3 separate regions of the Mus musculus genome follow, and regions 1 and 2 are each linked to region 3. A link is a contact called in ENCODE Hi-C or POLR2A ChIA-PET data. All regions are on one chromosome and are shown on one strand. The core of a region is the stretch at or near the end of the contact, and the rest is flanking DNA. Distances in the headings are between cores, read along the strand shown. Region 1 holds the start of Arhgap10 (Rho GTPase activating protein 10). Region 2 overlaps Arhgap10 (Rho GTPase activating protein 10). Region 3 overlaps Arhgap10 (Rho GTPase activating protein 10).

What was found. A loop is a pair of places that touch in the nucleus more often than their neighbours do. ChIA-PET counts read pairs that join two places held with the same protein, here RNA polymerase II (POLR2A).
Region 1: a map of heart shows a loop between it and region 3 (2.2-fold over the local background). The contact joins the promoter of Arhgap10 here to the enhancer-like site in region 3. A Hi-C loop is called at or near these places in 9 of 37 maps with a recorded cell type or tissue (adrenal gland, gastrocnemius and heart). POLR2A ChIA-PET finds 5 or more read pairs at or near these places in 1 of 5 experiments (Patski).
Region 2: a map of heart shows a loop between it and region 3 (1.8-fold over the local background). The contact joins two enhancer-like sites. A Hi-C loop is called at or near these places in 4 of 37 maps with a recorded cell type or tissue (Patski and heart). POLR2A ChIA-PET finds 5 or more read pairs at or near these places in 1 of 5 experiments (Patski).

What each region holds. Positions count from the first base shown.
Region 1 is chr8:77,514,676-77,519,170 of GRCm38, forward strand. Arhgap10 (Rho GTPase activating protein 10) reads right to left here and starts at 3,232. Exons shown (of 23, transcript NM_030113.2): 1 at 2,955-3,232. The coding sequence starts at 3,108. 0610038B21Rik (RIKEN cDNA 0610038B21 gene) reads left to right here and starts at 2,381. Exons shown (of 1, transcript NR_028125.1): 1 at 2,381-3,903.
Region 2 is chr8:77,440,688-77,445,843 of GRCm38, forward strand. The region is part of intron 3 of Arhgap10 (Rho GTPase activating protein 10); the gene reads right to left. Among named protein-coding and RNA genes, the nearest start is that of 0610038B21Rik, 74 kb to the right of the region's middle. Within about 2 kb of position 3,649, at least 1 of the 3 ENCODE cell types and tissues checked has a DNase peak (open chromatin) inside an H3K27ac peak, as active enhancers do; it is heart, where a contact is called at or near this core.
Region 3 is chr8:77,475,958-77,480,872 of GRCm38, forward strand. The region is part of intron 1 of Arhgap10 (Rho GTPase activating protein 10); the gene reads right to left. Among named protein-coding and RNA genes, the nearest start is that of 0610038B21Rik, 39 kb to the right of the region's middle. Within about 2 kb of position 1,959, at least 1 of the 3 ENCODE cell types and tissues checked has a DNase peak (open chromatin) inside an H3K27ac peak, as active enhancers do; it is heart, where a contact is called at or near this core.

The DNA of each region.
Region 1 (4,495 bases), core at 1,982-4,481, 40 kb after region 3:
CTCCAGCCGCTCCACAGTTTAATTGGTTTTTGTTTGTTTGTTTGTTTGCTTGTTTAAAATAGGGTCTCACTTTGTAACCCAAAGTGACCCCAAGCCAGGAATCCTCCTACATTGGCCTCCAAACTTCTATGACTGCAGGAGTTCACTTCCACAGCCCAGGCTCGACTTGTATCGTTTCATATCCTTTATTTCAAGAGCTTGGCAGAGTACAGATAGTTCAAAACTGTTGCTCAGATTAAGTGCCGAAACCATCCGTAAAGACAGGACTTCTCTGTGGTGTCAAGAGCATCAAACTGTCGAAGCTACCTCCTGCGGCCACAGAACTCACCAACAGGCCTTCAGGCCCTACAGGACCCCAGCTCCCTTAAATATTTATGGAAGAATTAAAAAAAAAAAAGCTTCAAGACATTCGAATGACAAGTCAAGGTGCCTTGCAGGCCAATGAAGAACAGAAATCACTTAAATGCACCACCCAAAGAAAAACACAAAAGGCACAGAGTAACTGCAAACCAAATTATAAAACACCAAGAAACAGGCGACCTGGCAATCTTGCCCAGTTTGATAACTGCTCTTTCTGCAGACCCTTCCCCTAACGAAAAGTCCTTTCTAGACTCTAGACTCCACAGTTCCGGAAAGACAACTGGTTAAGTGACCTCATCCGCAGGTTTCCAAATTCGAGGGAACTTGACTTGTGCTGCCAAGAAGGGCCATGGGGGAAGCATGGCAAGAATTGCACTACCCGCCCCGCCAAGCCAGACCCCACAGTGAAAACCATCGCCAGTTCTCCTGATGAAGCCCAGCCTTTCAATCTCTCCTAAGAACTAGGAGACAACTTTAATGTGCCAAGTGGGAAAAGGCCAGGGTCTTTCCAACTTGCCAAAATGGTGTACACCAACCCTTTTATTCTTGAGGGGAAGAGTGTAAAGTTAAGGATAAGGATAGAAAAGATAGCGCTGTCTGGCTGCTCCCTTAAATGAGATCATCCATTTTGTGTCTCATCTTTAATCATACGCACAAGGATTAAAACACAAGTCACAAATTCCAGAAGGTCTACCTTCTGAGGAGGAGGAAAACTAGCCCCCCCCCCCCCCCCCACACACACACACACACACACTGGCTGCCTCAGGGACGTGAGGCATGCTTCCTGCCAGTGGAGCAGCTAACATGCAGTCACAGAAATAGCTTTCTACCTATGGCCAAACTGACTGCCATCTGCCCCTCTCCTAATCTCCCTAGCTTCAAAGGAAGCTACTAGCCAACAGACCAGACTGGGAGATGCCTGACACCCGAACCCCAGAGCCCACATAGACACGGAAAGGAAGGTCCAGCTCCGAAGCTGTCCTCTGACCTCCCACGCGTACAATGGCTCAAAAGCACACACACAGTTTTTAAAGAATAGGTACACGTATGTCCTCATCTACTGATGCTGAACACTGGCCATGGAATCCTACACATCCACTTCCCAGTCCATGGATGTCCGCACACCTCCCTGCCTCTGGTCATTTCTCCACATTTACTGACTCTCCCTCTGTTTCCCACCTAGAACAGAAAACCTCAAAGCCAAAGGCCTGCACAGCCACCAAGCAAATAACCCACTCATCAAAAAAGTGATTTCCAGTCCCAACTTTGAAATACGGAAGAGGTCACAGAACCAAAGGAACCTTGGAGATGGTCCAGAGAAGTTGAGCGACTTGCTTCCCAAATTACAGGGATGGCTCCACTAAATTCTTCCCATTAAAAAAAATATTTCAACTCATTCATTAAGTGAATATTAACTAGGCCAGGCACTTGATTGGGTGGATGAGAATGTACACTCAGTACGTTTTAATCTTCCTGGACACAAAACGGTGGGGTGAAAATGTACCTGGGGTGTTTTTTCCAGGGGTGCTGTCTACAAACAAATGGAATAAACGCCCAGAGATGGAGAGTATTGAGCCAGGGAACCTAACCAACCCAAGAGGATAGGTAGAGCACCTATGCTTGGCTCCTGCACTATCAGGCCTTTTAAGGAGGGAAAGGGGTGTTCGCAATAACTCAAGGAATGAATTCAGGGTTCCAGGGTGGCCTGGATGCCAGCACCTGGTCCTGGAGAACGCCCATTTATAGAACATTACAACCGTTTCTGCACAAATTTCAACCAGCCTCTACTCCTAAGACTCACTACAGCTTCGATACACCTCTCTTTCTGTTGTCTTCAGAGGTGGCTTGAGGGTGTGTTAGCTTGCTTGTTTGAATACAGATGGAACTGAGGTGGCCAGCTTCGAGCATGAAGAGTAGAATTTCCTACTCACAGGCACTTCTCGCAGGCCAGAACCTGGAGCAGTCTGCCCACTGACCCTTTCAACCCCTAATCTTTGAACCCGCCTCAGCACAAGACAGAGGAATGTGCAGAAGGCAGCACAAAGCCAGGTAGACTTTCTGGTTTAGCTCACGAGGGACGTAGGTCGGTGCTGTCGCGCAAGGCAGAAAGGGGATACATAAGAGGTGTAACTTAAAGGACTTTTGACGATATCAACTACAGGCAGAGTCCCAAAGCATTTCCAAAAAAAATTACTTGGAAATGTTAGGAGACAAAACTATCAAACTGATTGATGTCTCTATTTTGCGGGAGACTGGAAGCAGCGTTAGGGCGCAGTAAAACCTGACTCCGGAGCAGAGCCTCCATTCGCTCCGGCCGGCGCCAAAGCGTGCTCAGCTGGGCCAGGCGGGAGCCCCGGGGCAGCTCCCACGCACAGCTCCTCGCTCCCGCGCCACCGAGGGCCAGGATCGGGGAAAGGAACGCGCCCGAACCTCCTGGGAGAGGAATGCCCTGGAGCTTATCTTATCCCCTAAGGAATCGCCTATTCCTCCAGCCCGGTCTTAGGAGCACTGAGCCATCCCACTTGGCCGGGGAAGACGATCCTCCCGCCTTCCTCGCCACGCCGCAGCCCGAACGCGAACAGGACCCCGCTTACTTTTGGTGGCAGAGATGAGGTTCTTGCCGTCTTTGATGAGCTCTTTGATGAACTTGTTGGTCCTCTCGAGCTCCGCTTCGTGCGCGCGGATCCTCTCCCGGAACCACGGGCTGTCGAGGTAGCAGTCGCTAAACTCCAGGGGCTGCAGCCCCATGACTGCGGCGGTGCGCGCGGGCGCAGGCCGAGCTGGGCTCCCAGGCGGCGGCAGCGAGCGGCTAGCAGGGCTGAGCGCGCGGCGAGCGCAGCACGGTCATGTCCAGCCCAGCCCAGCGACCCTGGAGAGTACGCGGCGCAGCTCCCCAATCCCGGCAGCCCCCGGCAGCAGCAGAGGCCGCCGCCCGGCCCCGCCCCGCCTCGGGCGCGCCCGCCCCGCCCCGCCCCCGCCCGCACGCCCCTGCTCTCCCGCCCGGGCGCCTTCGGCTCTCCTCCTCCCTGCCCTTCCCCGAACGCCTCTTCCTTCTCTTCCCCACGCGCAGTCGCCCCTCCTCTTCCTTCCGAGGCAGCGGCGATGGAGAACGTAGTCTGTGCCCTCCACCCCCGGACGCCTGCACCTCCCCGATCTCGGCTCACAAGGTCCAGGTGACTCAGGCTGGTCCCCGAAGTGGACGCCTGACCGAACGGGATGGTGGGTTTGTAATAGCAGGCCTCGGTCCCCGAGATCAGACGACTTAAAAGTCGGGGCGGGTGGAAATGATTGACTCATTTTATCTGTGTACCGAAGGAAGGGTGCTTCGCTGTGCAAGGGCTCGCACGCCGGGTGCTCTCTCTCCTTGTCTAATCAGCTGCCTTCGCGGGAATGCTTAACGTCTCCAACTCAGCGTGGACTCTACAGATTCTAGAACATTTTTCTTCGTGTCCATACTGAATGGCTTAGGACAAGGGAGCGTGTGGCTAAACCGCGTTGACCCTGCTTGTGTTCTATTCTGGAGATTAAATTTACACGGGTAGGAGAGGCGATCTGCTAAAAATAGCCCGCCGAAAGTAAATGCCAGACTTTTTGTGGTTTTTCACCATGGGAGGCTGCGTGGACAAGTGTGAATTCGTGTCAGTGCGCCCACAAAACTCCTTTCCTATTCCATGCGTTCTAAAGCAGAACTCAATACCTTCCTCAAATGTATACAGCAAATCTTACACTGGAGACACTTTATCAACTAGCAATTTTTAAGCAATTAACATGTGCCAGGTGCACACATGGCATACATTTTTCACAAACTCACAACACATGTTTACATGTAAAGGTTTAATGATGGTAATAGTACCAGGAAACTTCAAAGTGATTCTTTAAAAACGTTCCGACTGAGTGCAGTAATTAAGAGTTTGTTTGGCCCGTGAGCTGTAGGAGGAGTCTTAACCCTCTGGGAAGCATCTAAATATGCCTACTCTATAAACTCTGTTAAATAACAGCACCATTTGAGTGCCACAGATGAGGCCACTTTAATGTCCATCCTCAGACTTCAAAAGACTTTTACCAATAACTCCTAGGCAGTTTGAAAGGTTCATTTCCTACTAAAATCAGCAAGGAGTCTACCGAGGAAAGAAAG
Region 2 (5,156 bases), core at 2,399-4,898, 34 kb before region 3:
CCAGAAACTCCGGTTTCGGAGGACCCATCGCCCCCTGCTGGCCTGTATGGGTAGCCATGCAAGTATGGCATATGCACATGGAGACACAGACACATAAAAGAAAAAAGAAAAACCACTCAAAAATTTACTATTAAAAAAGCCTTGCCAGTGACTGAAGCCCTAACAACTTAGATGATGAAAAGAGCAGTGTACACAAACACAAAATGTCCAGCTGCTGTTGATAACACAAACACTAGCAAAGAGTCTCTGCCTGCTGTTGTGCCCCACCAACAAATCTGATACAAAAGTTTGTTTCTGCTAGTCAGAACAATACATAGACACAGGGGAAAAAAAAAAAAGGCTACAAAAGCCAAGGTCTACATCAGAGGAAGGGGGAGCCAGCCCAGAAAGGCTTCCCAAGGGGCTGACGGTTAGATGAGGATCTGACCCCAGGAAATGAAGGGAGTGGCCGGGGAAAGGAGAGGGGAGGCCGAGATGGTAACATGCTATGCTCAAAGTGACTCTGAGAAAGCTGAGCAAGACCGTCCACCGGCGTGAGCCTCCTTCCCTGGCCGTGCTTAGCTAGAGGCTGCGGAAGGAGGGGCCTGGCCTTTACACTAATGCAGCAGCGAAGTCCACAACCCATCATTCTCCCTCTCCCTGCATCAGGGACAGGACTAGTGAGTGACAGGCAAAACTCCCAAGAGTTCTCCACAGGATCACGGCAGCTAGTAATCCCTTTGACTTCCAACAAACCCCACCACCAGAATAAGACCATCTTTATTGACAATAGCATGCCACAAAGGCGGGGGGGGGGGGGGGGGGGGGACGGGACACACCGGACCTCCAGGATCTCCTATACTATAATGAAAAGTATTATTACGCTTTATTATATGTGAACTTATATTTCAGTTTCTCCAAAGAGCTTCTTGAAAGTTGGTTTATTTTCATCACATACATGTATGAACAAAGAAATAAACTACTTGTGTTAAGATATTTCTAAAACTTCTTCAGAGCCCAAACACTTCTGAATCACCTTCCATCTTAGTCACCAAAATCTGTTCCCCACCCTCCCCCCCCACACACACACACACATACACACACATACAAATCTTTCTCCCTCTGTACCTCCAGGAATACTGGAAACATAGCGCTCCTTTAGAGGGTATCCCACCTCAATATCCAGGATTTACTCCCAACTTAGCACCCACTTTAGAGACACTGGTTGCTAGAGCTGCATTGTTCATTGACTTAACTAGGTCTCTAAACAAGGTTTCTAAGCTAAGAGAGATTGACCTCTCCCTCTGTAACCAGTCCATCATTTAAGGACTGAACTGAAATCCTGACAACCTGCACTTGTTTACACAGGCAAGAAGAAACACCCAAACTCGCATCTACTCAAGCCGACGGTAGCCATGGATGTACTGATTACACATATTCCCCCATGCTCAAAGCTGGAGGGAAAGAGCTGGTGCAGACCGCTGAGACAATGTGTCCAAAGGGAGCACAAAGCCAGGATTCAATCTCCAGCCTATGCCCCTCCCTCCCCATCCCCCCACACCCCATCCCACCCAACCCCCACCCTGGCCAAGAAGAGGTGAGGAAAAAGACAAAGTTACAAACAGCTGAAGCCAAAAGACAGAATGTTTCTCTCCTCTGCAGGTCTCCTAACAGAGCAGTGGTTTCCAACTTAGTGAGGTAGAACCAACTGTTCACTTCAGTGCGCTACAATTTCCTCTCATCTTTCTAACTCATGCATGATCCGTGAGGCCCCAGGTCATCGAGAAGTATGCGCCATGAGATAGTCAACCCAGCTGGTTCCAATAACACTGTAGTTTAGACAATTGTAGGAACGAGCTGGCAAGATTCTGGTGGCTCCTGGTTCTGTGGGCACATGCACAATCCAAAGTAAGCCAATTCCTTAGAAACAAAGAATCTGAAATAGAGGAACCATGAGTTCCACTGGGGAAGTACAATCTGATGAGACAGGAGAGTCACACATGACAATGAGTCGGCAGAGAAGACACTGACTCATGGGACAAGAAGGCTTCTCCCAAAAACGGTTTCAAGTCTCCTGGCCATATCAGTCACACTCATACCACAATTACGAGTTACGTTTATCATGGATATAATTCCTTAAGTATTCTAGATATGCAAAAATGAATCCCCAACCGGGACATTCCTGACAGCAAGATTTACAATAGCATGCATACCTGACTAAACATATACAACAAAAGGATGATGAATTAAATTAAATGAAAATATTATCATCATTTTCAAAGAAAGAAAGAAACCTTTGTAAAATAAGTAACGGGCAACTTTTGCTTTTGTGTAGTTTTGTATCAGGTTTTCGGAGACGGGGTTAATTTGTCTAGGCTTGGTTGTCCTAAAGTTGGCCTCTAACTCATAGACATCCACCTGCCTCTAACTCCCAAGTGCTGGGATTAAAGGTGTGGCCCACTACGCCTCACACTGTCATGGACAGCTTTTAAAACAAAGTAAGAGAGTCATAGAAAAATGTGTCACTTTCTCTGGAGGAGGAGAACTGACTACTCATTTGTTATTACACACGTGACTTGTGAACAGAAAGCATAGACCGTCAAGTGGTTTATACCATTTATGGTATAAATTCACATTCATAAGCAACGTTCAACAAGAGTTGTATGGTCAGTCACGGGGAAGCCCACAGTTAAAGAGTATATGATCAGTCATGGAGGAACACAGCAGGAATGAAGCAAGCCATAGCACAGTGCTGCCCACATGGGGTGGACACTGCCACTCAGTTAACCCTTTCTGGAAACGCCCCCACAGACAAGCCTAAAGTCGGGTCTCCTGTGCAATTCCAAATCCTATCAAGGTGACAATGGAAACCAACCATCACACTAGATGGTGATGCTGGCCTAGACACCATGTTCAAAGAACACCTGCTGTGGGACACACTGAAGAAGGAGCACTACCAAAAAGCAAAAACATTCATTTACTTTAATATTACTTCAGTAACATTATAAAACATTTCTATAGAAAAAAGTTATAGCCGGGCGTTGGTGGCGCACGCCTTTAATCCCAGCACTCGGGAGGCAGAAGCAGGCGGATTTCTGAGTTCGAGGTCAGCCTGGTCTACAGAGTGAGTTCCAGGTCAGCCAAGGGCTACACAGAGAAACCCTGTCTCGAAAAACCAAAAAAAAAAAAAAAAAAAAAAAAAAGAAAGAAAGAAAGAAAGAAAGAAAGGAAAAAAGTTATAGTTTAGAATAAAAACCAAGTGTCAAACACCAAAGTGGTTATAGCAGAACTCAGAAAGTGTGTGTGTGTGTGTGTGTGTGTGTGTGTGTGTAATACATAAAGGTGAAGAGGTTGCCCTGCCCAGACCTCCTGCGTCTAAGGTGCCTCTGGGCTCCCCTGGAAAGCTCCACCTTCCATCTCCCCCACGCACTGTTCCTGCATCTTTTCTAACTCTCTAGTCCAAACCCCAACTCTGATTTGCCAGGATGCTCAGAAACTGAATCCTCACAGGCTGGCAAGAAAACAAAACTCAGTCTGTTCAAAGGATTTACTCAGAGAAGTAAATACAGTACACAGGGCTTTTTAGAGATGCTCATAAATGCTGCCACACTATTTTTAAAGTCCTCAGACTCCTGGACAGCTGCCCACCTCAGATAAGCACAGCATGTCCTGTCAGGCCACACAGAACATCACAGGAATGCTGGCAGCTCCCCTCAGACAGCATGCACACACGCAACCCTGCCAGGTCTGGCCTCTTACTATGGTCCAGCTCAGATCCCTAGTTTAGGTCTCTTCACTTCCACAGTCAGGGTCAGAAACACTACAAGAAAAAGTTATGCACCTCGAAACCCTGTCCTGAAAAACACAACACTGACAGCGCTGAGCGCATCCGCTCAAGAAGACCAAATGTTTGGGTGTGAAAGCAAACAGTGACTTCTTTTCCTAAACTGGTACTCTGCCTGCTTCCTTTTCCAGTGAGTCACGGATTTCAGTTCATAGTTTTGCTGGATGCCAGGGACTGAATCTTCACTCTGAGCACCCTCTATACTGAGCCACACCCGTAAACTCTGTATTAATAGCAACCGAGGAGTTTGGGGGACACTCAAACACATACTTCACTCTCCTTGAAATGGAAGCAGATTCCCTCTCAAGACGGACGCAGCATTTCAGCTCAGCTGTGCTTAAGTGACTAACTGATGTATGCCGGCTCTGCACTGACCTCTCCAGGACCCCCACTGCCTCTGGTACTGCAGAATTACTGAGCGCACAGGCTTTTGACCACTTCCCCTAGTGGATATCCACCTACTCAAGAGACAGAACTGTGTCACACTGTCACAACCCAGCACTGGGCATGTAGCAAGCACATAGTGGTATTTGCTAAATTAAAGATGTATGGCCCTGCTTAGGTCTGGAGTAGGCATATGAACATGCTGCTGACAGCTTAAACAGATAGGGAGTTGGTAGCCAACTTCCAGACAGATGAATTTACCTGCTAAAGCCCAAAGTCCCACAAAAAAGATATTCAGAAAAAAAAGGAAGGAAGGAAGGAAGGAAGGAAGGAAGGAAGGAAGGAAGGAAGAGAGAGAGAGAAAGAAAGAAAGAAAGAAAGAAAGAAAGAAAGAGAAAGAAAGAAAGAAAGAAAGAAAGAAAGAAAGAAAGAAAGAAAGAAAAACTTTCTACAATATTTAGCATTTGTAGCTGCTTGTATTACAAATGCCAATATGTTCCCCCAAAACTGTTTGGGTGGGAAGGTCTGCGCTTAGCTTCTGGGAACCTGCCCCCAGTTGGTTCTGATTGGTAAATAAAGATGGGAGGAGAGACAGAGGCGGGATTTTAGAATTTCCCAGGTCCAGAGAAAGGAGAAAGGAGAAAGAGAGGAGAGGATAGGAGAAGAGAGAGAAAGAAGGGAAGGGGAAAGGAAGGGAGGGGAGGGGAGGGGAGGGGAGGGGAGGAAACAGAGAAAGAGAAAGACAGAGACAGAGACAGAGACAGAGACAGAGACAGAGACAGAGACAGAGACAGAGACAGATCCTCCATGCAGGGAGAGTGTGGAAGAGAGGAGAGCAGCCATGCCTGAGAATGGTGCAGGACAGAGAGGCATGGCCGCCACGTGGAGTACTGGGAGAGCTCGTCCCAGAGCTGCCCACCTGGGTCCAGGGCAACAAAAACAGAACATA
Region 3 (4,915 bases), core at 709-3,208:
AATGGAGTAAAACTGAACAGGACTATAGCGTAGCTGCAGGTCTCCAGAGACACTCGGCTGTGCCTATCTGCAGCTTTGTGCAAGCATACATACCCACAGTACTTCTATGAACCTTAGTGAAAATTTGGAAACCATCTAAAACACCTCACAGGTAAACACACACTATAGAATAACCATGGGATGGAATACATACATTTAAAAATGACACAGAAGTAAATCAAAATGAGACAATTTTCAAAACATGGCCTTTTCTCTTATATAGAGTGTGCTATCACTTCCATAAAGCTTTAGAATATTTATTTCTTACAAATATAAGTGTGATAAAAGTATTAAAAATGCATAACAATGCTACATTCCAAATCTAAGATAATGGATCCTTCTAGAAAGAGAAAGAAGGGAAGTTACAGGGGCCTTCAATCTGGAGTGGTGTTCATTCATACATTAAGATCATCTCTGGACACATGTCCTTTAAATGTTTAGATCTGTGAGAACTTAGGAATTCATTATAACACTCTATGCAAGTGCTAAAATGGTCTATCAAAAAGAAAATTAAAGAATTCATGCAATTTGATAAAAAGGCACCTTTGAAAGAAGACAGAAGAAAACTGCTGGTCCATGGCTTCAGTACTAGGCAGCAACTGTGGGCTCCATAGCACACTCTCAACACAGGCCGAACCAAGTATCTGCTTAAAGAACTGGACAGGCAGTTAGGAAAAGACTCACTCATCTACTCATCTCCAAGTAGTTTTAAATATGTGTAATCATGTGTTTACATATCTGTATGAGTATTTATCAATAACACACCACATTGACTCTCCAAAGAATCACCTTTGCACCAGATTGCTCACCTTTTTGCTGTTATTGTTGAGACAGGCTCCTTGACATGTGGCCCAGGCTGCCCTCAGTCTCAAGAGCTCATTGCCTCTGCCTGCTAAGTGACGTGGGTACCAGCCTATGAGACCACACATGACTAGACAGCTCTTTACAAAACAAAACAAAAACAGCATTACTCAGTATTATGGACCAAATGTCTCTGTTCCCACAAAATGCCTATGTTGAAGCCCTACCCCCCTTCTCCCCAGTGGGATGACTCTGTGAGTGGGGACTCCATGATGGAATTAGTATCCTTACACAGAAAATAAGAGGCCCCATCCCAAACCAAGTACAACCTCCTGAAACTGTTTGTTTTTTTTTTAAGCCACACCCCACCAAGTCTGTGGTATTTTGTTATAGATCCAACCTGACTAAGACATTAGGATTTAAAAAAAAAAAAAAGACCTCTCCATTCATAAATAACACACCTTTCTGAAGCACTAAGGGAAACTTCTGACTTGATCTAAGAGTGCATGTCTATAATCCCAGCACTCCAGAGACTCAGAAGTGACCAGCCTGAGCTACATAGTAAAATCCAAGAACAAAGAAGGGAACCCTCCCTGGTCAGCACGACCGAAGACTCCCCCATGTCACTTGAATCCTGTCTTCTGGGCCAGTAAAAGCTCTGTTCTCAAGGACATCTCAGTGTTTCAGGTACTAAACCTATAATGTATTTAGGGAAAGGTCTCTAATGGGAAAGGAAATCTAAAAGGGCCGAGTTCCGTCATCTAACTATGTGGCCCTATGTAGACCAGTTTATCTGCCTAAGCTGTGAGAAAGCAGGAGCCTGGCCCGAATACCCAAGATCTCCTCCTATGTCAGAAAAGGAACACTATATTCATCAGGCATGTCTAAACCTCTCGCTTAAAATACATGGCACTCAACTGTATAAAAACACATTCACAAAATATTGCTTGGAAAATTACACCATGCTAAATTTAGGATGGCAGTTCTGTCAGTTTCCACAAAACTAAAAGATAAACAATTCTTGGAAAAATAGCTCGTCCCTGGGCTTTCTCCCAAACAAGTAGAGCTTCTAAGAGGAGGAGTCACCCTCCGAAAGGCAGTCACTGTCCTACAGTCACTTGTGTCCTTGGTTCAGTGAGAATGTCATCGACTGCGAGAAGCAGTCCCCGCTCCTGCAGAAGCTCACGGGCCTCACGGCCTCACAGGCCTGCGTCCGTCGACACCAACCGTGGCCTGGGATCATCCCATTTGAGGGACTGTCCAGATGTTTTAGAGATATCTATAGCAAACAAGCATGAAAAACCCCTGGGTTTCCTGATGTCATAAGAACTGCCCAGACTACTGGTAATTACAACGCACAATAAGTACCTCAGGACTCATTTTCTCATTCTTACCAAAACATCTGCTAAGATAATGCAGGGCATTTATTAGCCATTGCTCAAATTATACATAAAGAACACTCCCAAGTGTACAGCGAGGAGGGAAGAACAAGACTACCAAAAGTGAAGTGGGCGTGTCTGCCCTCTGTGGCTCCTCAGGACCTGCAGAGCCAGAGTACCTTTAGCATTCTCACGCTTGGATACTTCAGTTGTCAGGTGCCTGCTCTAAAACCAAAGAAGGCGGCCCTGGTTTGAGATCGTAGAGGTTCGTGGAGACAAGGAAAGAAGCGTGTCAAACAGCCAGTAAAGTCTAAAGTGAATTATCAAGTTTTATGGAAGGGAGCTACTGGGTCTAAACTTTACTCTCTCAATTTGCCTTATACTTTACTTCAGATCCTACCAAAGGCACGCTTTCCATGTACTTCCTAAACCACAGCCCTCAGAGTTCCCCAAAGACCTGTGCTTCTCACCATCCCAAGGTCGAGGCTGTGTTGCCAGGAAGGAAATGTGGTCATTCTACTACTATCTGTGTGCCTGTTATCAGAACAGTCAAAGCTGTAAAGACTGGCTCCCTAGGCCGAGCACACAGTGGTCACTGGTCGCGAGCCTAGGAGGCCCTGGTGGAGTAAGAGGGAAATGGTCCTAAGAGGAGGCCCCACTGAACTTGAACAAGAAGGCCCTTCAGACAAAACACCCTAGAGGTGAGACCAAAATGAGATTTACCTCATTCTATCCCCACCTACCCAGCTACTACAAGATTAGCCTTCCTGGTGAGCAGCGTGGGTCCTGTTCAACTGCCTGGGGAACTCAGCCCCAAATTCCTCAGCAGCCATTCACTCCCAGCCAGCCACTGGCTCTGCTCAGGCCCGCCCTTCCCTCACTCCACCCAGGCCAAAGACTGACTGGTCCCTGTTTACCTTCCCCAAGCTCTGGCTCCTCCCTCCCTCCCTCCACTGAGTAAAAAACTCTGGAGGTTTCCAGTGTCAAAACTCCTTCTTAATCCTGTTTACACCTCTCTTTACTCACTGAAGTCTTCTGTGCCAACTAAGTGTCTCTCAGGTACTACTTAAGGAAAGAAAAAACTTCAATAGTATTTCCCCTGAAAGCTACCACACCTGACCCTGAAGCCTCAAATAACTCTCTCAGCTCCAGAAGACTATTACATCCTAGTCAGCTTCCATCTTGGTTAGTGCCTGAGGAGGTAAGACTAGTGAGCCAAAGATTAAACTACTTGGGCTCCAGGATCAGCACCCCGAGCCCTTCTGGACAGAGAAGAGCCTGCTCCATACCAAGTGAGTGACTTACAATACAGCCAACCCCAGCTGAGGACTGAGGCCAAGCTGCAGGTGTGCACAGCACTGGGTCCAAGGAGGTCAGAGGTGTGACCTTAGTGGGGACAGCATCAGAGCAGAAGGCAGATGACAGAGGTCAAGACAACAGTGAGAGACAAATAAGATGTGGGCTGTGGTGTCTCATACCTTCAATCCCAGCACTCAGGTGGCAGAAGCAGGCAGACCTCTGAGTTTGAGGCCAGCCTGGTCTACAAAGTTCCAAGATAGCCAGGGCTACACAGAGAGACAGTAAGATGTGAATTGTGTCTGCTGGTCTGACTTGCAACTGGTGACCACCCAACCTTGGCCTTTCAAGTCACTGTGCAAGTGTGCGCTGTCAGGCTCAGACCCGTTTTTGTTGTTGTTGTTGTTGTTTTTTTTAAATATAGCCCTCCCTAATATGGCTAAATCTGATACCGAATACTAGAATACCAGGAATGAAGCTGGGACTCAGGAGGACATGATGAAAGCTGGCTTCAAATATTACAACGTTTTTTCCTACTGCTGTGTCCTGGAATCCTTCCTAGTGAAGGGAAAGTATCCTGGTTCAGCGAAGAAGAAGGAACCAGAAAGAGAAGCAGCAGCTCTTTCCACCCTCCAGGCCACGGCCCGAGTCCTTGGGGCCTCCGTCCTTAGGGCCAGGCCGCTGGGGATGCAACTTGAATGGCAGTGTTGCAGATTCACACCACCTGGTGTCACCTACTGGCACTAACACACAGCAGTTATCTGACAGGAGGCGGCCTGCAGGCTCCCTAGCTTTGTCTACTCCACAGCCTACTTCCGGTCCCCTTTCAAAGCTCTACACTTCTGAGTCCATGAAGCTCTCTGTCCATCTTTGAACAGGATAAAATAGGAAGCAAAGTCTTGCCAGTAAACATGAACGGACTAACCTTAATTTTCTTTCTTTATTTGTTTATTTATTTTTGGTTTTTTGAGACAGGGTTTCTCTGTGTAGCCCTGGCTGTCCTGGAGCTCACTCTGTAGACCAGGCTGGCCTCGAACTCAGAAATCCACCTGCCTCTGCCTCCCGAGTGCTGGGATTAAAGGCGTGCGCCACCACACCTGGCTCTTTTTTTTTTTAAAGATTTATCTTACGTGGCTGAGTGTTTTGCTCGTATGTACATCTGTGGACCAGCTATGTGCCCAGTACTGACAAAGGTCAGAAGAGGGAATCAGGCTCCCCAGAACTGGAATGACACACTTGTGACTGCTGGGAATTGAACCTGAGTCTCCTGTAAGAACAAAAGGTTCATAACTACTGAGCTGTCTCTCCAGCCCATAACCTCAATTTTCAAAACAACAGAAAACAAGTTTGTCCTGTAAAAGGAGTTTGTACGGTTCTTCCTAGTAACTGGACTTAATTTT